7 separate regions of the Mus musculus genome follow, and regions 2, 3, 4, 5, 6 and 7 are each linked to region 1. Evidence: chromatin loops called from intact Hi-C (ENCODE). Cell type or tissue: left cerebral cortex. All regions are shown on one strand.

The links. Peaks named below come from ENCODE experiments on the same cell type or tissue, not always from the same donor. Only the 100,000 strongest peaks of a DNase experiment are listed, where the experiment ranks them.
Region 2: a loop joins it to region 1, with 2.0 times the contacts of the local background. A loop is called at or near these places in 5 of 42 quality-filtered maps.
Region 3: it touches region 1 in a loop (2.2-fold over the local background); 13 of 42 quality-filtered maps call a loop at or near these places.
Region 4: it touches region 1 in a loop (2.7-fold over the local background); 4 of 42 quality-filtered maps call a loop at or near these places.
Region 5: a loop joins it to region 1, with 2.1 times the contacts of the local background. A loop is called at or near these places in 7 of 42 quality-filtered maps.
Region 6: it touches region 1 in a loop (2.7-fold over the local background); 9 of 42 quality-filtered maps call a loop at or near these places.
Region 7: a loop joins it to region 1, with 2.6 times the contacts of the local background. A loop is called at or near these places in 9 of 42 quality-filtered maps.

The regions. Positions count from the first base shown.
Region 1 is chr6:134,035,177-134,039,176 of GRCm38, forward strand. It overlaps Gm46977, which reads right to left and starts at 136. Exons shown (of 4, transcript XR_001785383.2): 1 at 1-136. It overlaps Etv6 (ets variant 6), which reads left to right and starts at 524. Exons shown (of 8, transcript NM_007961.4): 1 at 524-962. The coding sequence starts at 930. In left cerebral cortex, CTCF peaks have their summits at 1,419 and 2,116; DNase peaks (open chromatin) are centred at 478, 762 and 2,094; H3K4me3 peaks cover 3,010 bases; H3K27ac peaks cover 1,541 bases.
Region 2 is chr6:134,197,162-134,201,161 of GRCm38, forward strand. The region is part of intron 2 of Etv6 (ets variant 6); the gene reads left to right. Among named protein-coding and RNA genes, the nearest start is that of Gm52920, 13 kb to the left of the region's middle. In left cerebral cortex, no CTCF peak of the experiment used is centred here; DNase peaks (open chromatin) are centred at 2,469 and 3,702; H3K27ac peaks cover 1,682 bases.
Region 3 is chr6:133,958,379-133,962,378 of GRCm38, forward strand. No RefSeq gene overlaps it. Among named protein-coding and RNA genes, the nearest start is that of Gm46977, 75 kb to the right of the region's middle. In left cerebral cortex, a CTCF peak has its summit at 2,501 (motif pointing right); DNase peaks (open chromatin) are centred at 1,449, 1,768, 2,048, 2,509 and 1 more place.
Region 4 is chr6:134,218,013-134,222,012 of GRCm38, forward strand. All of the region lies in intron 2 of Etv6 (ets variant 6), which reads left to right. It overlaps Gm38908 (a long non-coding RNA gene), which reads right to left. Exons shown (of 3, transcript XR_869493.3): 1 at 3,963-4,000; 2 at 2,188-2,398; 3 at 1-1,709. Among named protein-coding and RNA genes, the nearest start is that of Gm38908, 2.9 kb to the right of the region's middle. In left cerebral cortex, no CTCF peak of the experiment used is centred here; DNase peaks (open chromatin) are centred at 723, 1,533 and 2,527; H3K27ac peaks cover 1,696 bases.
Region 5 is chr6:134,209,523-134,213,522 of GRCm38, forward strand. The region is part of intron 2 of Etv6 (ets variant 6); the gene reads left to right. Gm38908 (a long non-coding RNA gene) reads right to left here. Exons shown (of 3, transcript XR_869493.3): 3 at 2,695-4,000. Among named protein-coding and RNA genes, the nearest start is that of Gm38908, 11 kb to the right of the region's middle. In left cerebral cortex, a CTCF peak has its summit at 2,060 (motif pointing right); DNase peaks (open chromatin) are centred at 1,741, 2,044 and 2,500; H3K27ac peaks cover 385 bases.
Region 6 is chr6:134,182,064-134,186,063 of GRCm38, forward strand. All of the region lies in intron 2 of Etv6 (ets variant 6), which reads left to right. Gm52920 (a long non-coding RNA gene) reads right to left here. Exons shown (of 3, transcript XR_003956529.1): 2 at 933-1,003. Among named protein-coding and RNA genes, the nearest start is that of Gm52920, 2.4 kb to the right of the region's middle. In left cerebral cortex, a CTCF peak has its summit at 1,675; a DNase peak (open chromatin) is centred at 414; H3K4me3 peaks cover 201 bases; H3K27ac peaks cover 1,075 bases.
Region 7 is chr6:134,168,210-134,172,209 of GRCm38, forward strand. The region is part of intron 2 of Etv6 (ets variant 6); the gene reads left to right. Among named protein-coding and RNA genes, the nearest start is that of Gm52920, 16 kb to the right of the region's middle. In left cerebral cortex, no CTCF peak of the experiment used is centred here; DNase peaks (open chromatin) are centred at 2,176 and 3,830; H3K27ac peaks cover 856 bases.

The sequences.
Region 1 (4,000 bases):
GCGCGGCTTTGTCTCCAGCGTCGCGCCCTGCACTTCCCCGTGCGCAGCCTGTAACCCGAGCTCCCATTTCCTGGTGGATTCTCTTAAAGCGGCCGCGGTCGCCGCGCAGAACAAAGGCCATTGTCTCGCTTCCTCCTGCGGCGCCGCGTCCTTCCCGGAAAGCCCCTTCCTAGACTGCGGTCCCCAGGCTGCATTTGCGCCTCTGGGAGTGCACAGAAAAGCCCCTACTGTGCGTGGCCCAGGTCCTCCTGAGGCGCAGCCAGGGGAGTCGGGAGAGAGATGAACCAGGCTTGCTGGTCCTTGGGCCACGCTGCAAGGTTCCCCAAAGGCGTCCTCCGCCTCGGGGCGGCCCAGTGGGCATCCCGCGCCCCTCCCCCGCACGCCTTTTGATTTCTCCGCGGCCCGCGGTAACCCGAGCTTTTATTTCCTGGTGGCTCCTTTAAGAGGCAGAGCCGGGTGCTGGGAATTCACGTCAGTTTCTGCCCTGAAACTCTCAAGATCAATGAGCAGAGAGCTTTCTCAGTTCTGCCTTTCAGTTTCTCTCTTCCAGGAAGGAAAACATTCGAGAAAGAGAGAGGGAGGGAGGGAGCGAGGGAGCGAGAGAGCGAGCGAGCGAGCGCCGCGGGAGGGCGGGCGCGCCGGCCGCGGGTGGGAGGAGACACGCCAGGCCGGCCTGCTGCGCCCGGGTCGCCGCGCCGCGACCCGCACACCCCACGCCGTGCTCGCCGGCTCCTACGCCCCCGCACCTCGCGCCCAATCCGCGCGTTGAGAAGAGCCCCCCCTCCCCCTCGGGCGGCCGCCGCCAGCGATGCTGCAAGAAACTTCTTAAACGACCGCATCCCGCTGCCCCGCCGAGCGTTTCTGGGTTGGGGAGAGGAAAGGAAAGTGGAAAAAAACTGAGAACTTCCTGATCCCTTTCGCTGTGAGACATGTCTGAGACTCCTGCTCAGTCTAGCATTAAGGTAACGATCGGATTCCCCTCCTTCCTCCGCTGGGCGATCGGAACCCCCTTACCCCGGGGCTGCTGGTGCAGTTGCTAGGCTGGCGGGGAATTATTTGGGGCGCGAGGGAAAAGGAGATGCAGCTCGCGGCCGCGCTGTACCCTTTAGTGTAACCTTGCTGCACCCCTCTCCGCCGAGATCCTCTTGGGCTCCTGCCTCCCCCCCCCACTCCCTTTCTTTCTTTCCTTTTTTTAATAGTATAGAATAGAGTTTATTTAGGGCAAGGGGAGGGGAGTCAAGAGGGTAGTTGTGGCAGAAAAAAGCAGAGAGAGGGAGAGAGTAGAGAAGTAGAGGCAGGCCATGAACACGTGGAGAGAGAGGGAAGGGAATAGGGAAGGTAGGGGGAAGGTAATAGCCCAAGAGGACAAGAGAGAAAGAGAGCCCCACTCCCTTTCTTTTTGACAATGTAATGCCGCTCTCAATTGGTAGGAGGAACCCGGGTTGTCTTCAGATCTGTAGAGCACCTCCGTAATTAGTGCGCTTAAAAATAAGAAAGGAAAAAGAAAAACCCTTTCTCTTTATTCCTACGCATAACGTGAGACTGAATTGTAACTTTTGTTCCCAAGGGGTGGTCTCTAGGGAAAAAGTTCTAGGGGCTCCACTAGGATGCTCTCTCTCTCTCTCTCTCTCTCTCTCTCTCTCTCTCTCTTTACGCCCCTCCTCCCCCCCCCCCCCCCGTTCTATCACACAAGAATTTTACCCTCTCTTCTCTTCTGATTGTGATTGCAAGTCCTAAGACAGTCTTGGTGTCAGCTTTTCCTGGGCATTGCACAATGAAAAAAAAAATTAAACCAAGGTGAATAAAGTTGCTGAATAGTTGTTTTACGCTAGTGCATATGAAAGTTGAGCAATCTGAAAGTAGAAAACTCCTGTGATGAAGGGTGGAAAAGAAGTAGCTAAGCAAAATGACCTTCTCTGACAGTCCAAGCTGGTGTGGAAAAGCTGCAGTCTTGGAGCTCCCTGACCTGCTCTAAGTTCAAGAGGGATATTTGCAAACAGCCTTTGCCTCCAGGTAGTCGCATGTGCATGTATATACACAGTCTGTCTATATAGGCTGAGGTGCTGTAGTTAGTTGCTTTTAAAAAGTTGTTGTGAAGTTTGCCACCATTGGGAGGCAGGATGGTTTGACTGTCTACCTCAGTTATTTTTCCCATGCTGCGTTTATTTCAAGGTTCTGCCAGTCACCAGGAGGCAAGCTGTTCTGCTCAATGGGCAGGGCTGAAGTTTCTCAAGTTTTCTAATGGTTTGGCCTATTTAATATGTGCCCCTTGCATGGATGTTGGGGAAACAATGGGCAACTAGCCTGTTTTCTTCTCTGGGGCGGTGACAGCGGTTCATCTAGGATCTATGGGAGGGAAAGGTATTTTGTCACTGCCTTAACTAGTTTTTCATAATTAGAATCAGACCTTGGTGTTTCTTATCAGGAATGACGGTCATGGGTTCGAAGTCAGGCTGCCGAGGACTTCGAAGGTGCATTGGTGTCTCTGTTTTGTGCCTCACAGGAGAGCCCAGAAGAACTTTTTGGTCTTTTGTGTTGGTGAATATCTGGGGTAGGCTTTGGAGCAGCGGGGAGTGCTTCCCTGAAGAATTTAGGATACTGAGATACTTTTTCCTTTGCAATATAAATTAGATTCTTCATCGAGTTCAGGGGGAAAAAAGTCTTGTCCTATAGATAATCTGATTTACTTCACACTTCATAACAAAAACAGAGGCAACTGAATAATAGGGTATTAGAATGGTGAACTGTATTTGGCTCCATGGCAGTAAACCTGACAGCAGACAAATCTGGACCAGTGGTAGAGCAACAGCTTCCAGTTGAAAAAAAAAAAAAAAACGGCACAGTGGGGTCACAGTGGTGGTCTACCCCGTGACTTCTCCCACCTCTTCTAAACCGACTGCATTCCTGCTGCCCTGATGGGCTCACGGTTGATGCTGGGATCAGGGAGTGCGCCTCTGTTGAACCGCTTGTTTCACTGCATCCCAATGGAAAGAAGAGCTAACACATGTGAGAAACCAAGCCCCCATCGGAACACATCCTCAAGTGTGATAGGGAAGTGGTGTGCACTCCGCGCAATGTCAATTTTTTTCCTTGTTGTCTTAGGTTGTTTATTTTATTTTATTTTTTTAAACTTTGGTTCTGGGGATGGAACACAGAACTGTTTATTATACGGGCTAGCTGTAACCCAGCCCTTCCCGGCTTTCTGGGTACCTCCTTTATTTTTTATTTTATCAATGTCTTTTATTTTTACATGTGTCTTCCAAATGTATTCTCCGCCACCTATTCGAGTAACATTTTTTTGTTGTTGTTGTTTTTTTGGATTGTTATCTGTGGAGACAATCTGTGAATGTGTGCCTAGGCCATTGGTGTTTTTAGGTCTGTGTGTGCATGAAAATTCTCACCATGGAGCTGCTTGCGTTTATCCTGTTCCATAATAAACTGTGGAGATCAAGAAGAACCAGGATTAGTTCAGATCATCTGAAAATGCTTCAGTGAGTGATGTGTGCTTCATTTAGTCCTTGGGATGTGGCACTGTGATGGCGAAAGGGAGGGAGAGACAGAGACAGAGACAGAGACAGAGACAGAAACAGAAACAGAGGAGAAAAAAAAAGATGTTTACTAGCAAGTCCCAAGCAAGTTGCTTGCTTCTAGGGACAGCACTTGAGTCCAGTAGGTGATAAACTTTTTCTTGGGGTGAAGGATGCGAGTGAGTCTTTGAAGGAGGAGCGGATGCTATGTTGTACTAAAGGCACGAAGGCCGCCTTTGAGGAGAGATTTCTCTCACTCCTCCCTATCTGCTCTCCTGCAGCACAAACAGCTGGTCAGCGGCAGTAAATTCCTCAGCCACTGGTGAGGTGGAGGCCACAGGAGCCTGGCCAGAGGCAGCCATGGGGGGCGGGGTAGTACTTTGTTTACTTTTGAGCCCTTGTCTGTTCTGTTAAGGAAAAGACCAGAGTCAGACCGGGGTGGAGTTTCCAAGGTGAAAGTTTCTGAATTGGTC
Region 2 (4,000 bases), 160 kb after region 1:
AATTTAGATCATGAAGCCAACTCAAAAGCCACATCTTTAGAACAAGAAGGGCAGCCATTTTGATGCACTTCTGAGGACCTGGATGGACATGGGTAGCTTATGTACGCCAAGGATGGAGGGTGCACGTGCAAGTATCTATGGGTGTCAGTGGCTCTGCAGCTTAGAAAAGCATCAGTGCGTCAAGACTCATGCTTTCTAAATGTCAACGGGGAGAAAAACAACGCTAGGTATGGTGGCACACTATGGACTTCAGGCATTTAAGGACAGGAGACAGGAGGATCAGGAGTTCACAGCCAGTCTCTACTTATGCTTGAGGCCAGCCTGGGTTACATGGTACCCTGTTAAAAGAAAAGCAACAGAAAGGAAAGCATGAAGAAATTTCAGGCAGTGGTTCTCATCCTTCCTAATGCTGTAGCCCTTGAATACAGTTCCTCCTGCTGTTAGCCCCAAACCATAAAATTGTTTTCGTTGCTACTTCATAACTGTAATGCTGCTACTGTTATGAATCATAACCTCAATATCTGATGTTTCTGATGGTCTTAAAGGGATCATGACTCTCCTGTTGAGAGCCATAGGTTTAAGCGAACCGACCACAATTTTTAAAAATGCCTGATTCTAGCTCAGAAGATCCGATCTGACAATATGTTAAGACTACCACAATTAGTGAGAAAGCGCCACGTCAGATTTTCTTCTCCATGTAGAAGTGGTTCAAGCACATCTTTAAGAAGAGCCTACAACTTCCAGAAGATTTCAAGTTAGGTTTTTTTCTTTGCTGCTGCTTTCATTGATTTACAATAGAATTTGGGATTTGGGTAGAACCGCACGTCGTCCAGGCCTTGCACGGTGCAAGCATGCTGCAGGGGCATGGCCACCAGGGATACAGAGCCCTTCCCCAAACAGCCTTTGCCAATTCTAAACACCATTTTCAGCAAGTTTGTATTGAGCCGGTGCTTACATGACTGTGGCAAAGTGAACGTGGATCTTCCTGGTTCTCTTCTGTGGCTTTTTCCAGCTCTGACAATTTCCTGGAAATTATTTCTGAAAGACAGATGTCAGCCTCATCTCCCTCAGACTGTCGTGACGTCTGTATTATCAGTCTCATTTAGGATCCAACTAAAAACCAAGAAATACCCTATTTTTATGAAAAGAGAGTTTGGCAATCAATGGGGAAGAGAGAGACCTCTTAGCCTTGGCCAGTGATAATTCCAAGAAACTGTGCCTTTTTTAAGCATTTTGTGGTGACCCTGCTATCCAAAGAATTTGCTTATCTGTCTACCTTAAAAGTTTCCATAGAAACCTGCTGTCTTCAGAATATTCCCAGCTCTTCCTTTGGTGCCCACATTTCTACCATAAGAAGTTCATTATTGAATGTGAATTTTATTTACGGGATAGGGGCTAGGAGATGACTCAGTAAAGTGCTTGTCTTGTAAGCCCAAGGACCAGAATTCTATCACCAGCCCCCAAATATAAACCAAACAGCAAACTGAAAAAACCATGGGACTGGGTAGTGCACAGCTCTCAACTCTGGGAAGGCAGGGAGCTGGGTCCTGGGACTTCAGAGGCTGGCCAGACTAGCCTACTCTAAACTCCAAGGCAGAAAGAAGATACTGTCTCGGGAATCAATGTAGATAGAACCTGAGGAGCAGGACCTGAGGTTGTTCTCCGTCCCCACACTGACACTGGCACACATCCCGTGCTCACATGCGGTATATACACACCTACTCATAATACATATAGACACACTCGCGCACGCAAACACACACACACACACACACGTACACACACAGACACACACAGAGTACAGCAAGGGCCAAGGAGTTGGCTTATTAAGCAATTGGTAGTCATTGCATTAGAACATTAATCATTTTTAGATCCTTTCCTGGAAGTTCATCTTAATGGACGTCAGTGGAGAGAAGAAATGCGGCTATGTAGATCAAGGAGACTCCTTGGGTTCTGGGGAGGGAAATGGGTCATGGAACAGGAAATAGGAAAGAAAGAACATCTCAGAGTACCAGGTAGGAACAGCACCTCGCAGCAGAGGCCGATTTTTTTCACCACAGTCCTGTGAGCTCACATGTATTTTTACATATAATGAAATAAGGTGACCTGCCCAGATCATCGGCCAGGGAGGAACAGGACTTGGGATTTAAAACAGAGCTGCCTGATCTAGACATCTCATTCCCTGATGCCAGGTGCTGTCCTTGAGAAAAGGGCAGAGAACTGGAAAGCTGAGATTCAGTTGCCTCCTTCAGAATTTTGCATAAGGCTGACCCTGGCTGAAAGTCTCGTTTTGCAATCACCCATGTGGAGCTAGAAAAATCTCCTAATGCTAACTCATTTTGAGTTTGGCTTTCTTCTTACATAAAATTTATGTAACATCACAAACTAGTTTACATGGAATGCGATACTTGTTTATAAAGAGCCACTTGTTCGGAATATTTTTAGCGCCCCCCCCCAATTGTTATGGATACTTTCCCGGCTGTCTAGAAAAACTGGGCTATGTCCACACTCTCTTCAGAGGCTTGGGCTTGCACGATGCTCACATGACCACCTGAAAGCCGGTGATGTCCTTCCCCTCTAAGTCCTCACACTAACTATTATAGCTCTGAGATGTCTCCTAAGTCAGGATACGTGCAGGTTCACCTAGGAGATGATAAAAGAAAAAAAATCTTCAGTTTCTTCCCAAAGAAGTCACTTAAGCCAACTTGGCAAAGCCATTTTACCTTCCCCATTTAATACCTTAGTGGGCTTGTTTTCTGTGTCTCGCTCTTGATGGTTTGTGGGGGACACTCAGAGGTAGAGGGGTGACTTTATGAAGGTGGGTGTCTTCTCTTCTCCTTTCCTTCAGTGTTCTTTCCCAGCTACCACAGAAACCACACTTTCTCTACTGAGCACACATTCCTGGGACTAGAACAAAAGGCTCCTGTGAGCTAAAAAGCAGCAGGAAGGGTGGGGCAAAGGCCTGAAGGTTTTGAGGGCTTCATTTCTTCCTTGCTGGGGGCTGTATTGGGATAGGATGCAGTTTGGAGCCTGCTTCTTCACCACAGGGGAAACTGAAATGAGCCCTGAAGCTTCATAGGGGACCCCTCTAATCTTTATCCTCCTAACATAGTAACTTCCTGACCCTGGAGTGACTTGAGCATCTCCCAGCACTCAGCAGGCCCAGGAAACCAGCCGTGAGGCCGCAGACCAAGAAAGGGAGCCCTGTCAGTGAGGTTCGTCTGAGCCTCAGTTTACCCTGATGGCCTTTGCTTTGCTGAGTGCCTCCTTCCTTCAGCCTGTTCGTGACAGCAGAGCCAACAGCCATGGGAACCTGCCCTCCAAGGACAGTACACTTCATTGTTATAGGAGAGAACCAGGAAATCGGAATTTTCCATCCTTCCTATTGAGGAGAATTGGATTCCACAGAGAAAGTAACAGCTTTAAAAAGAAACACACACTCGAGAGTGTGCGCGCACACACACACACACACACACACACACACCCAGGTCCCTCTGCTCTGAGCTGGCAGACCTTCTTCCCTGCCCGGTAGTTCCAGACACTATGAACCAGGGCTTGGCCACGCTGCTGAGCTCCTGCACTTTCAGTAGCGAGTTAATGTGGCCATGACTCAGAATTATCGGACCCCAGATGCCAGAGAAGTGAACTAACTTCTTTTTGGCTCACAGTGGACTCATAGGCAACAAAATAGGTTTCGTGTTGTAATGAAGCAGTGTAGAGTGTGGCTCCCAAGCTGTGTGTTGTCTGCCCCTGCCCGCTTCATTGCTTGCTGGATCATTCTCTCCTATCCATCCTCCCTCAGAGCCAAGAGCCCGAAAGCCAGCCCAAGTCGTTTGCAAATAACACTCCTGAACTCAGCCTTGAAAAGACTTGTTACGATAAGCTTGTCCAGGGTGCATATTGTATCTCGAGTTTGGGAATAGCTGGGAAAACCTTCTACTCCATTTAGGGAGAGCCTGGATGGCTAGTGGGTGGGGCTCTGAGCACAGGATTAACACCA
Region 3 (4,000 bases), 77 kb before region 1:
GGAACTCAGCTGCTGACTTAAGATTGTGCATTCTGAACCAGGCGGTGGTGGCGCACGCCTTTAATCCCAGCACTCGGGAGGCAGAAGCAGGCGGATTTCTGAGTTCGAGGCCAGCCTGGTCTACAAAGTGAGTTCCAGGACAGCCAGGGCTACACAGAGAAACCCTGTCTCAAAAAACAACAACAACAACAACAAACAAACAAACAAACAAACAAAATTGTGCTTTCTGCCCTTCCTACAGTTGAGTGCAGACTGCGCACAGGATATGTCCTTAAATTTTCAGGCAATAAGGATAAGCCTGGAGTTCTTAAAGATTTTCAGGAGACACTAAACATGAATAAATATGTGCATGTTTTTAACATTTTATGTATATTTATGTCATGTGCATGAGTGTTCATCTGTATGTATGTATGTATGTATGTATGTGTGTGTGTGTGTATGTATGTGTGTATGTATGTATGTATGTATGTATGTATGTATGTATTATGTATGTATGATGTGTGTGTGATGCCTGCAGAGGACAGAAGATGGTGCCACATACTCTGCAAGTAAAGTTACAAGTAGTTGTGAGACAGCATGTAAGTGCTGAGACACAAACCTAGGTCTTCTGCAAGAGCAACAAGTGCTCTTCACCATAAAGCCACCTCTCTAGCCCTACAGATAGATAGATAGATAGATAGATAGATAGATAGATAGATAGATAGATAGATAGATAGATACATACATACATACATACATACATACATACATACATACAGTATATATACATACATATTTATACATAGATAGATAGATAGATAGATAGATAGATAGATAGATAGACAGATAGATGATAGATAGGTAGATAGATAGATAGATAGATAGATAGATAGATAGATAGATACATATATACAGTATATATACATACATATATACATACATATTGATAGATAGATAGATAGATAGATAGATAGATAGAGAGAGAGAGAGAGAGAGAGAGAGAGAGAGATGATAGAATAGATACATACATATATACATAAATACAAATACATACATATTTATACATACATACATTTTTCCACAAACTCTTTGGTGGTAATAAATAGGAATATCACTACCTAAAGCATTTGTTTGAGGGCTGGTGCAAAGCCTAGCCGTTAAGACTGCATACTGCTCCTACAGAGGACTGAATTCTATTTCTGCACTAAAGTCAGGTGCTTGTATCTCTATCTCCAGGGGCTACCCTCCTCTGGCCTCCATGAGTGTCTTCATCACATATACATGCCCACATAGACACATGTTATATTTAAAAATAAAATAAATCTTTTAAATTATTTTACTTGCATTTTGGTTTCCTAAGAGACAGTCTTGTTATATAGCCTAGGCTGGTCTCAAACTTGCAATCCACCTGCCTCAGGCACATTAGTGCTGGCACTCAGCCAACAAGGGACTGGAAATATTTCTAGAAGGATGTTTAGTATTCCATCAATTAATCTTATCTCTTAAGTCCAAAATGACTTTTGGTGTGACAACACTCGATGGGAGACAGTTTCCTCCGAAGTTATACATCTGGTTAATACAACTAGTATACATTTGGTTAATCCTTTCTACATAAAACATTAACAATGTCTGGGGAGCTCTTGGCTTGAAGGAGGAGAGAATGAGGCATCCGAGTCAGCAGCGGACTTCGGGTGACTGGTCCATCTCCTCCTGTGACTAAACCATCCCGTGATGTATTTGACCTACTTGGAGACTTGATGATGCAGAGCCAATGAGCCATCGAATGCCGAATCCTGTGTGTCCCAACTTCCACACAGCATTTTAAAGCACCCCAGTTGACCATGAGAAGGTCTTAACTCCTCTCCACCTCCATGACATGGTTGCCTTTCAGAAGTAAGAGAGGGTTCAAACTTGGTTGGGAGTGCCCGCTGCAAAGGCCTCTGACTCTCGCTTGCATTAGGCAATCCAGGCACACACCTCTACTGTCCTGGCAAGAAATTCTAACTCCCACCAGAATGGAAAGAAGCCAAAGCAAGTCAAAACTTTCTTCAAACAGAAGCTCACTAGGAAAACTCTAGGGGAGGGAGAGGAACAGAGTGGCTGCCCTGGCACACAGGGCAGTGACTCATTGAGAAACAACTGCTCCTGCTGCAAGAGTTGTGTTGGAGCCCCAGGGATTTGGGTGGAGGTGACGAGAGCTGTGCTTAAGAGAATATGGACACATGTACTGAAACACTACACTGCGCCCTATAAATATACTGTGGTTATTATGTGCAATTATTAGGAATTAATTTAAAAATTGTTAAATGTTTAAGGTGCAAACATTAGCTACACTGATCTGGTCATTTTGCCTTATATAAAGAAACGTGTACAGTTAAAATAAGAACCAACCGTAAAATGATCTAAAATTCACATGTAAAAATGGAAGAAAAAAATTGCAATGGTCCAGCAAGCAATAGTAGACTCCCTCCAACTTCCTCTTAGAAACTCTGGGTATCTGAAAGTCGTAGCAAAGGATATGCCCAGTAGGTGGCAGCAGGAGATAACTGAACTGAGAGCATACCCCACTTTGACCGATTTCACTTAGTTATTAACACATATGGTGGATTCATTTACTGACTGATTGAATGATCAATGAATGAAGAACTAACTCATCTAAGCTAGAAAACGTCATCATTTGAAATGTTAATATTCTTTTCGTATCCCATCAGTAGCATTGCCGTTTTATTGAGTTTTAGTTAGAAACTGTAGATTGTGTATGTGTTCATATATTGTGAGCATACCTCTCAGGCCTCCCACCCTACTTTTCTTAACCCCTCTTCCCTCTGTTAGTCCCTCTTGCTCCCCTAGGCAGTTTCACTTCTACTTACCTGTCATACACGCATGATTTTATTTTTAAACTGTGTCTCACAATGTAGCCCTGGCTGTCCTAGAACTCACAATGTAGACCAGGCTGGCCTTGAACTCACAGAGATAAGTCTCCCTCTGCCTCCCAAATGCAGGGATTAAAGTTGTGCAACACCACATTCAAATAAATGATGTTTTATTGATAGGTCTATATACAATCTAGGAAGGACAAATGAGAAGAAGTGATATTTGTTTTTTCTAGAATTGATTTAATTCACTTATTATGGTCATCTCTCCTTGCATCTATTTTGCTCTAAAGAACATAACTCCGTTCCTTTCTGTGGCTGAAAAACAAAACAAAACAAAACCCACTACAGCTCCAGGGACCCAATATTTTCAGGAGGTCTTAGGTTAAAGTCACTCACATGTGTATGTGCACACATCCATGCAGGCACTAGCAAACATAATTTTTTTCAAATTCATCTATATGAATTTGAAATATATTTATTACATATAAATTATATGTATAATAATTTATTTTATATATGTATATCACATTCTTTATCCATTCCTCTGTTGATACACCCCTAGATTGGTTCTAGAACTTGGCTGTTGCGAGCATTGATGGGCAAGTGTCCCTGTGATGGAGCTCTTCAGGTAAACGTCACGAGTGCGTGGTACAGCTGGGTCATCCTGTATCTAATTTTAGCTTTTTGAGAAACTGCCGCTCTGACTTCCACAGTAGCAGGCCTAATTACAATTTCACCAGCAGTGTCTAGATACATCTTGTACGGAGCTGATATTAGTAATACACGAACCAAACACACACAACAATAACCAATAGAAAATCATAGGCTAACTCCCTGATGAACATAGATATATTTCGTTTTAATAAAATACTTGCAAGACAAACTGAAGCTCATCCCAAGATCACTCACGGTGATCAAGTTGGCTTTATTCCAAAAGAACAGCGGTTGACCTAGTGTCAAAGAAATTCCCGCTGGCGGGGGATGAGGGCTTCCTCTTCTCAACATCTTCACCAGCACTTTTCTTACTTATTTTCTTAAGGACTGACTGCCGTTCTGACAGGAGAAAGATAAACTCTCAATTTAGCTTTGAATTTGACTTGTTCGTTTTGTGTTGCAGTACCGAGAACTGAATTTAGGGCCTTACA
Region 4 (4,000 bases), 180 kb after region 1:
ACTAGTCACTAGACATGACTGGGTCAAGGGTCATAAAGTTGCTGTCATTGAGTCAGGAGATGAGGTCACATGGATCTCTGGTGTAGGTTGACCAGGCGTGGTATGGCTTAGCTTTTCCAGGCCTTGGTTTCCTAATAAGTTATGGGGACCAGGGTTGAATCAGAGCATTGCTGTGGCGTCTGCCTCTCACATTCTGGACTCTGCCTTCCAGTGCATGGGGTCCAGAGCAAGTTCTTGTAAATATGAAGAGTTTAACATGGAAGGATATTTTCACCAATGGCTAAAGTGTTGAGAAGCCTTGAGTTGGGAGTTAGGGTTTGGCTCAGTAATAGAACACTTGAATTTGTATGAGTTCCAGTGCAAACACCACACACACACACACACACACACACACACACACACACGCACAAATTAAAGGAACTTGAGCATAATAATGCTCAAACAATGTCTACCAACTCAGATCATTCAATTTCAATTAAACTGAAATGAGAACCCAGCCAACTGCAGGGCTCCTGTGAGTTAGGAGACACACAAAAAGCAGTTAAGGGCTTTTTTAAAGGGGCAAGCTGTTAGGTTTAGCATTGCCATGGCTGGCTGACAACTTTGCAAAGAATTAGAACATAACACTAATCTCCCTTCCATGACTCAGAAGAGCCTTCGAAAAGCTACAGAATCTTAAGATCTTGATCACGAGTGTGGAGTAGTTTTATAGCAAAAGAAATAGCATCCTGGCTGTCTGTATTGTTTGGTAGTTGAGGTTCAAATTCAGTAGTGCGTGCTGGCTATGTTAAGCCATGCAGGAACTTGTTGATCACATACTCTTCAGCCCCATATTTTACAGATGGAGCCATTGAGCAACAGAGAAATGAAGTGGGTTGCCTAGAATCCCACGCTCATTAGCAGCTTATGTAGGAAGGAAATCCCGGCCCCTGACTCCTGGTCAGCTTTCTCATTAGTTTATGCATAACTCAGAAAGTTGGGCATGAGGTTAGGATGACCTGATGAATGTGGTGGCCAATTTGAACGTGGAATTGAAGAAATTATGAGAATTTAAGAGTCTGGATGTATCACTGAAGGTTATGTGTGAGCCCATGAACTTGATCTCGCCTCTGAGGAAAGAAGGGAGTGGGGGTCTTAGTGATTTTCTCATTCATAGCAATTCAGTTCCTCCATACAAAATTCTCACCGTGATGAACGCTGGTCATAGTTAAATGGTTCTCATGACACATTGGCACACAGAGGCTAATAATATCATAAGGAGCTCTCTCTGTCTCCCTCCCATCTCCCCCTCTCTCCCTTCCTCTCTTCCCATCCTTCTCTTCTTCCTAATCATTAACATATATATTCTTTCTTTGTTGAGTCAAATTGCCAGAACTGACAACGAAACAAATCCTACACATCCCTCCCCTCTCAGCAGCCTTGGACCCACCCACAGCTGGGAGTTGGGCAGAGAGTCAAGAGCAAGTGTCGCTGAGCAGCCTGTGAAAGCAGCGCTTTCTTCCCAGACACATGCAAAGTATCGTTCCACCTGCCCCTCCCTCCTCTTCCTAGCCATAAATCTGTCTCCCTGAGATCTGCAGATTTTTTTTCCTATCTTCAATCTGCTGATAACTTGCCTGGGCCAAGGATCTCAGTGTTGGGTGGGAAGGAGTTGGTTTCCTCCGTCTTTTTGAAAGCCAGTCTTAATTCTGAGTGTGGATGGAAAGTGCCTGGGTAAGAAAACAGAATCTGGCATCGGATTGCCTGGATTCAGATCTCAGCTCTACTTGTTGCTCTCACCGTACAAGTGTGGGGTACTTCCCTGGGACGCATCAGGTCTCCTCCATCTTCTAACGTGCACTTCCATCTCAAATGTTATACGAGCATGCAGTTAAATGAACTGATGCTTCTGAAATGCTCTGAACAGCACTAAGTGCAGAGAAGTGCTTCATAAATGACTGTTTAGTCAATTAAATTATCTCCATCACCTCAGCGTTACCTCCAGGTACCTGCTCTGTTCCATTCCTCAACATAGGGGCTTTAGGGCCCTTGAAGGAAGTAGGCTCTTTTTTTCTCAGTTAGAATTCCAAAGCATATGCTATGTCCCAGCCCTTTTACACCGTTGAATTAAAAAAGAAATAGCTGAGGGATTTGACATGCAGCACCCGCAATGTAGCCAGCCTCTCTCTGGCTCAGTGAGCTGCCCACCTTCTCCATAGGCTAATGGAAGTGCAGTCAAGCTGATCGATTTACTGAGTGTCCTGGAGCAGGTAGCTTGCAGCGTCAGGGTCACTGTTGGTTAGCTGCCAAGTGCTCTCTGTAACCTGCCGCCCAGCTGTACACGTGCCGGGAGCCTCCTTGTGGGCTCCTGGTAAGGGGGTTTCCACGGTGCTGTGGCCTTGGTTGCTTCAAGGCTGAGCTGTGGGAGAGATTAATGGGAAGTGAGAAGAGAAACTGTTATTCTTACCCAGCAGTGTTGTTGGGAGTGTGTGACTCTTCTTGTATTTAGGGAAAAGATTACTCATGACGGTTTTCTTCCATCGAACATAAAGAACCTCAAATTACTGTTTGTGTCCCCCGCCCCCTTGTCACCCACCTCTCTGCTTTAGTTTGTCCTCGGTAGAAACGTCAGCATTTAACTTTCTAACTTTCGTTTCCCCTCTTAGGCAGGCTTCAGTTCTGTATTTACTTTGACACCTCAGCAAGCTGGCCCCATCCACTTACTTCCCTGCGTTACCCAGAAGCTCTCTGCTCAAGCCCTCTGGCCACTAGGTGCTTTCCTGTGGCCAGCCGGATTGGAACCTCTACCCATCCTTGATAGAATCATCCTCCCACTTACCCAGTAACATCTTAAATCACAATTTGGTATGCTGTTCTTGTCCAAGTGGACACTGTTGAGAGTAGGAAATAGCCGAAGGTCTTCCCAGGATAGCCTGCCACCATTCACACTCCACTAGGAACAGGCAGGCACTTTCTGTGTCCATAAACCATTTTGAATGGGCATTGCCAGTAACAACCCAAACATAGAACCTCAAATCCTTTAGTGGTCCAGTTCCCTTCTAAAGGTTATAAAGTGGTCACATACTACAGTCACTTGTTTGATTATGTATGAAAAAGACATTGCCATTAGATGTAAAACAGGAAAACACACTCAAATGCTTAGGGTTTGAATTGGCTTGGTTGGTTTTGGTTTCATGGAAGTGAGGTTGAACTTGGGACCTCACGTATGCTACCACTGAGCAATATCATCAGGCCTCATTTGACTTGAGATGGCATCTCACTAGGTTGCCAGGCTGGCCTGGAACTCACTACGTAGCCCAGGAGGCCCATGCATTACCTTGCATTATTGTCGAAGTAGCTGTGTTATCTACCTGGCCCAGCCAATTAACTGGCTGTGAGGAATCTTCCTTGGACTTAGAAGAAACTGACTTCGGCTCTTCAAAACCGTTTTCTGCACTAGAGCCTGTTAGAAGGCTCTGCAATCATGTTCACAGCCTGGCGTGGTCTCCCTGGGATCTGAGCCAATCGTTTCCCCCCTCTCAGCAGCCTATCCTGGTGATCATATAGTTCAAAAAGCAGTTTCTTCCAGAATTGAGCTGAAGAGCACATTTGAAAGACATGTACCACATATCCTCCAAAGTTCAAGTAGTTCACCTGCAGAGACTGAAGCCCCAGTGTGCAAACACTGGTCTCACGGAGCTCTCTCTCTGAACTCTTGATTCTGTGACTTCCGAGGATAAAACCTGACAGACTCCCTGTCAGGATTCAAGTTGTAAATAATCATCAAAGACTGCCCTCCTCCCAAAGAGCTTTTGCTCATAGCTACGTGCAACAACTTATAACAATACTGAGCATACTATAAAGGACTTTTAAAAGTATTTGCTAACTTATTGACAAACCAGCCAAGCATATATTAATATATTATCTAAAGTATATTTTTCAAAAGACATGTGCAAACAACAGTTCTATATGCTTCTACAAACCTCTTCAATATCCAGGTTAATAGAAGATGCCTGGATTC
Region 5 (4,000 bases), 170 kb after region 1:
CCAAGACGGTGGATAAACCTGGGGACAAGAAAAACCCAAAATAACCAAGAAGTTGTCACCAATCCTATAAGTGGCCTCTGAGACTCAGCAAGATGCAGGATTCCCTGGTGCCTGCTAACTCTGTGGCTGGCTACCACCTTCTTCCACAGTAGCAGAGGAGTGACTTGGGAAAGAACTCCCCAAGGAACAGAGAGCCAAGTGGTTTCAGAATGCTAGCTGCCATCTTTGAATAGAAGAGTAGCTAGGTAAAGTTGAAAGTAAGTCAGTTCCTAAAAACCCAGAAAGATTAACTTGGGTTTTAAAGGAGAAAAAAAAGAGAGAGAACGGTAGAAAAGTGAGACTCAAACACACTTTATAAGACAGAGGAAAATGAGAAGCAGGATAATAGCTCTTCATAAGACAACAGGCGTTCCAGAGCATCTTAAACAGTTCACAGCAGCCGTCTCCTTCCATGTGAGCACAAACATTATGAAAGTAGTACAACATGGGAGGGGGAAGCAGGGATAGTGCTAAGTCAGAGGTAGGACATGAGCTGGTAAGAGCACACAAGAATGGATACTGAAGACCAGGTTTTGAAGAGTAGTGGAAAATGCAAATAAGGTAAAATAAGAAGGAAACAACAAAAAATAACTCAAGAGAAAGTGACAAATATTGAATAAAGACAAAGACATTTCATCATGTGGGTAAAAAAGATCCCGTGCAAAGAAACTCAAAAGCAAGCCCAGTCCTGCAGAACACTTGAGTCTGGACGTGGCCACACCTCCTGTCCTCTGTTCCCTTATAAGGATACTTGACACTGGACACTGGAGTCGTGGTCCCTGAAGAACCCTCGTGACCTCGTCTCAAGATCCTTAAGTTATGTCTGCAAACATGTTTCTCATAAAAGTTCCCATGCACAGGCTCCAGGGGTCACCGTGTGAGGGTATCTTTGGGGACCGTTCAGTTGTTGATAGCGTCCACGCTAGTAGGTCACAGAAACGGTGGAAGTGGACTTTGCATTTTATTTTCTAAGTTGACTGGTGGTAGTTCCTAGTGTTCCCTACCAAGTCAGCCATACTTGTTAAGAAGTAAGAGTGGACGGTGGGCTTTGATAAACAGCTGCCTGGTGAGAGACCTCACCAGAGCAGAGGCCACAAGAAAGGGCTTTAACTCCAGGCTCCAAAGACAGGGATCTCCTTTCAGAACTCACAGTATTCTTAGCTATAAAATAGGCATGGCAGATCGTGCCTGTAATTTCAGGCCTTGGGAGGTAGAAGCAGGAGGGCCAGGAATTCAGGGTCATCCTTACCCGTAGTGAGCTCAAGGCCAGCCAAGAGAGGAATGACAAACTCCATGTGACAGTAGGCAGACAGTGAATTCAGGTGTCTTTCTTTTTGGTGTCCCCTGCCTTTCTGCCACCTAGCCGCACAAAGTATACCCTGCCCTCTGGCCACTAGAAAGTCCACCTTCACACTCTGGGGCTGCCAGTATTCCTTGAGACTCTTCTTACTGCCGAACAAAACCAAGCATGAGTTGAATCATGTCTCGTGTTATCTTATCAGCTCCCTCTCCCACAGGACTCCTCCAGCCTTTATCACAAGCTATAAATGATGTAGAATCCCAGATGAGCAAACCAGGAGAGAAAGGTGTTCCACATAACGTGGAGCGTCCCGGCTCCCTTCTGGCCCCCTGAGCCCAAGGGGAGTGAGGCTTGTCTTTCTCATTTTCCTACCACTGTGTACAAGTCTTCAGCCAAGGGCATCAGCAGCCTTCACAGCTCTCATGCTGAAGGACAAAAGCTAGGGAAAGAAACGATTCTCTCTCCAGTGTCTGTGAGTAAAGAGGGAATGGGTCAGGGACAGAAAAGTCGGTCTCGTATGCACATGCCAGAAAGTGTAACACGAATGCCTTTAAATAGAAGTTGCTGGTCCAAACGTGATGTTCCCCACCCCCACCCCCCGTGAGGCATCAGCGTCAGCGATGCCGTTAAAATTACCCCATCCTGCTTGTGATGTCTGTCTTGCGGCCCTCAGATGCTGAGTTAGCACTGGCTGCCTGGCCTCGCAGAGGACACTCAATTCCACAGCAGAGGGCAGCCAACCTTTGAAAACACTTGGAGAGAGTCACTGTCAACTAGAGTCAGGAGGAGGAATAGAGCGTATGAAAGGCATGACGGGCTGGAATGAAATTCTCTCTCTCGAAAAACACATCCAAGAAAAGCCTTGAAGAATTGTAGGTTCCTTTGACCCCACCCCTGGTACAACCTGGGGTCCATGAAGTTCTTGTTGAAACTCCCCTTTCAAAATAAAACATAGACACACACACACACACACACACACACACACACACACACACCCTTCTTGTCCCCGCATGTCACCACCTCTGGGATTCCGTGATGTCAGGCACTGTCTCCATCTTGAGAAGAGGCAGCTTGCTGTCTCTAAATTCCTAAGGATAAAGAGGGAAGGGAAGGGGCAGCTGGGCCGCACAAAGGCTAGCCTCTCTCCCATCCCACTGATTGGATCTCTCCTGGCCCATCCAGAATGAGGATGAAGGTCACTCTTGTTGCGCTCTGTAAATGAATGTCTGTAGATCATAGCTATAGCCAGACAAGAGATCATCTGTATGTGGCTCAAATGGGCAAAAGGGAAAGAGAAACTGTTCATTCACTCCATTCCGGCAGCCCCTGTCAATCATCTCTAGGATGCAGAGCCCACAGATCCAGATCTTTGTGCTCATGTCCCCATTAAATGTACTCATGGAACCTGTTGGAAACACACAGTGATTTCTAGTCGCTAGCCGTCTTATTTTTCTTTTCTGTCCTACAGTTGGACTCATTGTTGGCATAAGTATTGATAAAGTTGGTAAATTAAAACATATCTTCTCCCAAATTCAGGAAACTCTGTCCTTTTTGCCTCTTGGCTTTTGAAGCTCCTCTCTCTGTGATATCTCTTCATTCCTAGTCACACTAACACAGTGTTCATAGACTAAGATAAGATGATGATGAATCTTTACTAATATGCATACCAAGTTTCAGTGTGTTAGCAAGGTCTTCTAACATTCCCGGGGAAGGGCCACTCTCCTCCACCCCTGCCAATGTCTGCTGCCAAGTGCCTCCCTTATTTTATCTTGCCCTGATATCTATGTGAAAAGTAGGCAAGCTTTCTAATTCTATATTCTATTTTCCTCCCCTAAATTTGAGATAGTATGTGTATTTCTCTTTCAAATCTAGTTTGCTGTTACATTCTATCACAAGTCATCAGTTAGAATCATTTGTATACAAGATGCTTAAAAGCACTAAATTGATTTTCCAGTATCCACCAATCAACTCCAGTGGTCCACAGACATTGAAAGGGTGGGCACTGGTGGTCCCTGTGTGTGCCTTTCAAAGAAAGGATAATGGCTGACCCTGAGTTCACCTACAGATCTTTAACTCCAAAAGCCCAGGAGATGGATGGAATTGCTCAGGTTAGTCCCCATTCTCTGAGGTTAGCATGGAGCCTCCTCACCATGTCTGTTTTGGAAGACTGACTTGAAACATTGGTGTTGAGTTTGCTTTGATTTTTAAAACACATTGTCCCATTATGTCTGTAGAACATGCATTCCAGAACACATGCTGACACCCAGCTAGGACTCTCAAGTCCCTTTTGTAATGGAATAGTGTTTGCCGGCCATATACTTTAAATCACTAGATTGCTTACAAAAACCTAAGGCTATGGGCAATCTTCTTATATCATTACTCTGTATAGCTTACAGAATAAAGACAAGATAAATTGTGAAAGTCCAGTACGATTAATGCACTTGCTTTGTTGTTATTTGGGGGTGGTTTTATATATTATATATTCTACATATATATTATACTGATATATGCATAATATAATTTTATTATGTATATGAAATATATGCGTACATAATAACTCTATATGATATATATGTTGGTTGAATTGTACATGTGGAGCCTATTGGTATCTGTTGTACTAAACTATAAGTTTAATTACTGAATTTAAAAAAGAAGCCTTTT
Region 6 (4,000 bases), 150 kb after region 1:
GCTTATCCTGCCTTCGTTTGCTCACTTTTGTCGCTGAGGATGCTCTGAAGCAGGACCAAGGATGAGGACTGAGTCTCTTCCCTGTTACCTGGTGTAGTCCTGTGCTATGTCCACGCCCCAGGCCTGGCCAACAGAGAAAGCCAGGAAGGGTGGAATAGGAGAAAATAGCACAGGGTGGTATGGACAGCGGGGAGATACATCCGCCTACTCCACTTCTCTGCCTCCCACTTTTCCTTTCTCCCTTTCCCCTTCTTCAAAAAGAAGTGGAAGCTGAGCTCATCCCAGAGAAATCTAAAATAACTGTCATGAGAAAACGGCCCCTCTGGAAAACGCCTTGTTCTCCCGCTGTTTGTAAATGTGAACCGCTCAGCAACTGGGCAGCTGCGAGGGTATAAATATAGCCTCAGCCCTGACGCCGGCTGAATCCTACTTTCTTAGAAGCTCGCTGGGAACCCACGGAAGTCAGGGAGCGAGCAGTAAAGCTCAGTCAATCCGTCAACCTCCTCTCTCTCTCTCTGTTTCTCTCTCCATCCTGGCCCTTAGTGTGGGTGTGAGGATAGAAGTAGCTCTGAGAGTGTGCTGGAAATAGCCCTTGGCACTGGATGCTGGTTAAGCTCAAAGACATCGAAGATGCTTCCTATATAGCTGCCCCCTGCCTGACCCTTAGACCTGGGCTATTTTGGCCATTCTGTGATCTCAAGAGCACGCTCTCAACCCAGCTGCTTGGGCACAAGCAGGTTTTCCAGCCTGAGCTCTGTCCGGGCACTTGGCGCCTCTCCGCTACCTCTGCACTCAGATATCTTATTCTGACTTGACTCAGCTGTCTAGAGCCCGGGGTTTAAAAATAGCTCTTGGTGCTTGCTGCAGAATGAAGGGACAGAGAGATAGCCTGGGCACAGGGAGGTCAACACTTGGGGCCCCTCTCTTCATACCTGTAGGCTTCGTTGGACTGGAGTTTTTAGTTTCTTCAAGTTGACTTCTAGACCGTTGGCCAATCACGAGGCTGCACGAGAAAGAAGAGATCTCTTAATATTTGTGGGTATTGGGTATTGATATTGTTTGGAGTCTACGCTATGGCAGAAGAGAGTCATTATTTTCCTTGGTGGTTCTCAGAAACAAACGGTACCTAGTTACCTTTCGGTGTAGACAGCAGAGTCGTTTAGTGTTATATTTATTTGCTTTCTCTTTCCTGTTTGGTGGTAAATGCTTGAAGAAGAGAGCCATGTACTTTCATTGTGTCTACCCACAAAACTTCAATAAATCATTTTACACAACTTAATGTGCTGCATGACCATTGAACTGACCACAATAACATTCGTTTAAGGCCCATGGCATTCCATTAGCAGATGGTGTGAATACTACATTGTTCACATCGTTCATTGTGTAGAGGTGGTGTCCAGCAGCAGTCTAAGAGAACTGTGTGTGTGTGTGTGTGTGTGTATGTGTGTGTGTGTGTGTGTGTGTGTGTTATGGTTTCTGTAGAACTAACTGAGCTACCTCTATCTATTTTAAAACATTTTTCTGAGGTTGTTTTTATTTTTTTCAAACTGATCCTCTTAGCATATTCATAAACATAAAGCAGGATCAGCAGGATCTGTTATTCAGCTCATCAGAATACATTGAAATTGCTACATTTAAGCCTGTATTCATTAGGGAAGACCTCGAAGGTCAAGGGCTAGGTTCTATCTGTGCCCTGGTGGTGGCATTGCCTCAGTGCAGTGTGAACCATCTTGGCCCCAGTCCCCATCCTTGGAACTGAGGCTCAGGTAGCGGGAGCACTCTAGCTGCCTTTTGCCCTGGTGATGAAGCGTGGTAAAAAGGACACTCTCCGAGGCAATTGGGGCAAAGAAGCCCAGGTAAACATCTGCTCCAGCACACTGAACTAAGGTTTGATAACACACCCCTCCTAATCATCTCTAGCTATCGATGGCATGGGCCAGACCCACTCTTACTCCCGAGAACAAAGAGAACCACCCCTAGTCTACAAAGGTATATACAGTGGAGTCAGCCACTTCACAGCGTTGTCTAAGTCAGAGCAGGGAAAATGTGAGTGTCAAACGGTGCTGGGTTAGGCACAGAGTAAGAGCTAAGTAAATGCTGGTTGAGAAGGAAACGGCCCCTGACTCTCGAAGCTGAGCAAAGTCACACCCTGCATTTGATCTCTGTGGCCAGAGCAAGTTCATTCCCTCGCCTGAAGATGCTCACATTACCCTGGCTACATTCTTTTATGTTTTTTTTTCCCCAAAACTGAAATGCAGTTTCACAGAGATGACAGGCAGCACCCTGGCCTCCAGTTCAGCCACCTGAGAGAAGGTGGGGGATGAGACCAGAAGGTGGTCCACGGTTATAATGCACTACCTCCCCCCACACACAGCAGAAAGGAGAGAGGTGTCCCGTTTCTGACCTTCTGGTCCTCGGCTACTGTTAATGTTCACCTGCTATGTGTGAATTCTTATCTCAGGGTTAAGTTCTTACTACCTCTACCCTTTCACCCAGCCCTCCTGGCCAGCCGCAGCTCATAGCTGGGTCGTGCTGCTCACACTTAGAAGGTGGGGAAACAGTCTGGGCTCAGTAGGGCTACAATGATTTATCTGGTGTCTGCATCAGACTATTAAGTGGCTGACTGAGGATCTGAAGCCAAAACCTTCTGATTCCCAACCAAGGAAGGTATGAATCAAACCATGGAAAGACACACACACACACACACACACACACACACACACACACGCCACCACCACCACACCGTCATTATGTCTACAGACCCTGAAGACAACTATCATCTCTCATGGGGCAGTCTACCACATCATTCACTGCTTTATCCAGGGCTCACCCACAACAGTCAAGGATGCACCAAGGCTGTGTATTGCCAGCTTTGGCATCTGCAAATTTTCTTTCATTTTCATAAACTGAGAAAGTGTCAAGGAGTAATTCCATGATAGAGCTTTACCCACTGCCTTGGGGGGCGGGGGGCGAGTTGAGACAGAGCTTCCCTAGATATCCCTGGCTGCCTTCACACTTGCTAAGTGGGCTAGGTAAGCCCAGTGGGAAAGGTTGTCAGGCCATAGGGGCAGACAATCAAGCATCTCACTATGGCTGGAGTTCAGACATGGCCATGAATTGAAGACGGAGCTTTAGTTTCTGTCGGCCTTACCGGCTGTGACTGGATTACAAGAGTGCTCTGATACTAGCTCATTTTATATGATCTGTTTGTGGATTTGATGATAGAAAGAAAAGAAAACCCCTTGCTTTTTATTACCATACATGGACAAAATTCTGAGGTTGTCCTTCCAGGCTTTCCTTACCCACTAGCTATTATTTGGCATGCACAGTCCTTTGTCCTAGGATTGCAAAGACAAAAAAAATTGTTCCTGCCCTCAAGGGACTTGTTCTCCCCTGGGGAAGACAGATTGGTAACCCCTAAATTAGAACGCAAAGCATTTGGGTGAGATTTTATTATGTCTGTGGCCCACCCGTAGGAGAGAAGCGACTGATTTGAAAAAGGAGGCAGGTATCTGAGGAAAGTAGAAGTACAGGTGGTCTGAGGACAGCAAAGAGAAGGGAGGGTATGCGCTTCATTTGCAACCCTCACAGGGAGCGGATACATGGAGCTGAGGAAAGTGAAGCTATAAGAAAAGCCTAAGTGAGAGGGCAGCCATGAGAAGAGCTTTTAAAGGAAGGATTGTAAACAGCAGTAGAGGGGAGGAATAGGGCCCGGCACTCAGTTTGGTGGTGGTGGTGTTTATAGTGGTAGTGGTGGTTGGTAGTGATGGTGGTAGTGGTAGTGGTGGTAGTGGTAGTGGTGGTAGTGTTGATGGTGGTGGTGGTATTTTTTCTTCTTTTTATTCAGTTCCATCTACTGTAATTCTAGATTAGAGAGAAGCTACCAGAATGTAAAGTGTTCATGCCCCTTGGGCAGCTCTTGCCTCTTCAAGAAAGGGTACGTGGTGCCTCGAGGCAGAGATCTAAACACTAACTCCCAAAGACACATTATATCCTGGCA
Region 7 (4,000 bases), 130 kb after region 1:
CTTAAGTTGCTTTTGGCCACGGAGTTCATTTTATCACAGGAGCAGAGCGGTAACTGATAGGGGCCTGTGTAGGTGCCCCTGGTTTGGTCTTCATCTGAACTTGGTGATGCCTCATCCTTTGGTTCTGGTTTTATTTACCCCATGGAACCAAATAGGAAGTGATTTTTCAACATATATTCCTCAGACGGATGGGACCCTTGAAGTCAGGTAGAGATGTGAATGTCAATTCTGCGTCTAACCTGTCTCAGTAATTTTTCCTTCCGACAGATGTAAAGTACATGTTAAATATGTAGATAGTCCTGTTATTAATGTAGCATAAGTCCGTGCTGACACTTTAGATTTCGGTATCTGTATTATACTCCTGTTCATCTTTGCTTGGGCTATAGCCAGAAGTCATCATTTTTCTCCCTCATTCTTTGATCACTAATCCTTCCATCCCCCAACACCACCCCTCCCCTTCTGTGGTTAACATTCCGCCTGTTAAGTTCTGGGAAAGCTGACTGAGGTGATTATAACCTTATGGCTGCTGCCCTTTCATCTCACTTGGGGTTTTTGTTTGGAGACAAGTCTTACCGTGCAGCCCAGAACTTCCCAAGTACTAGGTCTACAGGTGCGTACACCACCTTTTAAAACCCCATCTCTATCTCCTTATGATCCAGATCGGATGAGTATGCCTTTTTGTACTTTAATGTTAATTTTGTTGAAGGAAAGACAGTAAGACAGGATTAGTGCATGCATGCATCTGGTGGCCCGCTGGTAGAGATTGCCTTCCAGGTAGGCATAGAACGCGGCCTTCATAATTGAGACCCATATCCTGTTTATATGGTTTATGCCACGTATAGATCTCATATGCTGTAAATGACACATGAGCACGGGGATTCTGAATTTCAGTTTAACCGCCGAGAAACTGTCAAGACAGACTCAAATTGTTTGCTGAAATGTAGATGCAGCGCTTGACTCGCCTCAGAGTCTGCACCAGGTGTCCTCCTCTGCTTCATCAGTCTGTTCAAAGTGAACATGAGGCCTTCTGGTTAGTCTTGCAGAGTTGTTCTTGGGTCAGTAAACAGATGTTTATCAACTTATCTTCTCGAAGTGCTTTCAAGAGAGAGAGAGGGGGGAAAAAATCCTCAATTTGTTAAGAAGAGTTCAGCCTAACCATTCAGCTAGAACCTGTCTCCTGTCCACTGTCCACTAGGTAGGGTACGTCTTACTCTTTCGCTCATGATAAGCAGTGTGTTTGTGTGGATTTGTATTTTTCTCCCACTTGTGATAAAGGGTTTTAGATTTCATTTGTTATTTTAAAATGGACTCTGTATGGTAGAATGTTCACTGATGCCAGAGAGAGACGGGTGATGCCAGAGAGAGACGGGTTTGGGGAGCGGTGGGAAATGTGGCACCAATCAGTTATGTAGATGGCAAGGTTCAGAGTCAGACAGCTTTTCTTTGATACATGTAGTACAGGCTAGCCTGAAACTCACTATGTAGTCAAGGATAACCTTGAATACCTATTCCTCCTAATCTCACCACCTAAATGCTGGCATGCATACTCCATGCTTATAGGACAGCATTTCTTGGTTAGCTCTCCCTATCCCCTCCCTCTTTCTATCCCATCATCCTTTCTCTCCTCCCTCCCTGCCTCGTCCTCTCTCCTTACGCCTCCCTCTTTGCCCCTTATCTTGCTAGAGATTGAACCTAGGGTCTCAGGCATGCCTAGGAGCTACAGCTACAGCTACAGCCTCTAGATATATGGACGGTCTCAAGAAATAAAGCCACGGTATCCAAAGAACGTGCGCTGTTGGTTCGTATGAATTTAAATAAGAACCTCAAGTGTATTGATGTAAGACAGGCAGCTAAGTTATCACATGTGTAAGAAAAGCATAAGAGATACATGTATACATAAAGTCATAACTCTGCTATCCTGCTAGTTGAAGACATGGTAGAGCAAGGTTTTGAAGAGACTCTGGTGTTCCACACTAAAGGGTGTAGATCATCTCAGGAAGGTTCTAAGATGCCATAGAAGAAATTGAAGTAGCACTAAGGAGTGTATTTAGGATTTGTTCAGTGGTGGCAACACAATGAACACACTGAATAAAACGCTGTCTTCAGTACTGCGGCTGAGAAAAATTACAGTTGCCAGCTAAGACCATCCGTGCTGGATGAATGAAGTGGAAATATGCAAGGGATAATAGCAGATGTGTGAGTGAGACTCTGTCACTGTGACAAGTACTGTGAGAAGCGATTTAAAGGAGGAAAGAGTTATCTTGGCTCATAGTTTCACTCTGGCGTTCTTGGTCCTGCTGCTCTGGGAATAAGGCCATGAGCATCGTGGCAGGGGGCAAAGCAGAGCTGTCCATCTCATGGGAACACAGAAACAGACAGAGAAGTGGAGGCCAGAGCAAGATAGGCCCTTCGAGTTGTACTTAGTCAAGCCCACCTTCTCATAGCCCATAATGAAGTCACCAACCTCATCCATGCGTCCAGGCATGGAGAACAATGAGAACCTCAAGGGGAGAACATGGTTACCATGGTAAAAGGACCAGAGAGGAAGGGAGTGTGTCTCCAGTGACAGATGGGACGAGAGAGGTGAGTGTGAGAGGCAGGGGAGGTAGGGGATGCCTGTGCCGTTAAAAGGCTTCGGCATTTAATTTTTCAATGAGAATTTTAGGCAGAGGGCTGGTGTGATCTGATTGTGATTTGAGAGGACTCCTGGGAAGTAACGAGAGAGACAGAAACGGGAGAAGGGAGAGAGTGAAAGCATAAAGGGCTTTTGAGAGTGAGTCCGTGAAGACATGATGGCAATGTTGGGCAGAGTGGCTCCCAGCCTGCCATGCTTCCAGCCTGACAGCCTTAGCACTTCTCCCTCCTCCTCCCCCTCCCCCTCCCTCTTCCTCTTTCTCTCTGCTCCTTCCTCTCCCTCTCTCTGCCCCTCCCTCCCTAGCCCTCCTTCCTCCCCTCCCCCTTCTCATGTTTCAGTTATCCCCCCACACACTTTCTCTTCCCTAAGAAATGTGCACAAACACAAGACCTTCATCCTACTACCTACCATGTTTCTTCTAGAATTCCTTCCATGATGCCTTGCCCCTATAAAGATATCTGACAGAAGCCACCAAATAAAGAAAAGATCTGTTTTGGCTCACCATTTCAGAACATCTCAGTTCATCATGGTGAGGAAAGCCCACTAACAGGGCCTGCCCAGTCTGTGGCAGTGGAAACTGTGTCAGGTGACTTTTCTTATCGTTGCTAATCAGAAGGCAGAGGCAGCATACTGTAAGGAGAAGCCTTCAGAGGTCAGCACCCAGTGACCTATTTCTGCCAGCCAGGCCCCCCTCCTAAGCTTGTAGCCTCCCAGAAGAGCACCACCAAACAACCACAAATCAAGTTTTCAGATAGCTGAGCTGTGAGGTGAATGAGGGGTATTGGGTATTCAAATTGTTAACACCCTCTATAACATGTAATCACCATTTGGTGTAGTTTATAATTTTGTTTGCTTATTTGTTTATGCGTTAATTGCCTGGTGCCTCGAAGAGCGCCCTCCCCCAAGGAGGTGCTTAGTAAGTATTTGCCTAATCAATCATGGAATGAAGGTCACCTGCCGCCATTGTCACGAGTAACCGTCATGACAGGGCTACGGTTTTCTCCTCACCATATGTCCCTTTCTGGAAAGACTTGATACGTCAAGCTTCGTGTACCTTCCGTGTGAAGTAGAAGTGTGTCACTGAGCCGCTGAGCGGGCTTCTTGGCTCCCAGTGTGTCGAGCAGCCTCGCGTTCGGGTTTGCGTTGGGCTCTGTGTCTTTTTTTAGTCCGGCTGCTCACTCTTCGCAGCCCTCCAGCTTAAACTCTTGAGTAACTCTGGACGTTGGAGTTTTCTGAGAACTTGAGAACTAGATGAATGAGATTGCCAATAGCATGCCTTCTGTGCCTGGCATCTAATTCTGGCACTTGCTTTAGCAAGCACCATTGCATAATTATAGCCATTGGCTACAAAAGGTGACCACGTAG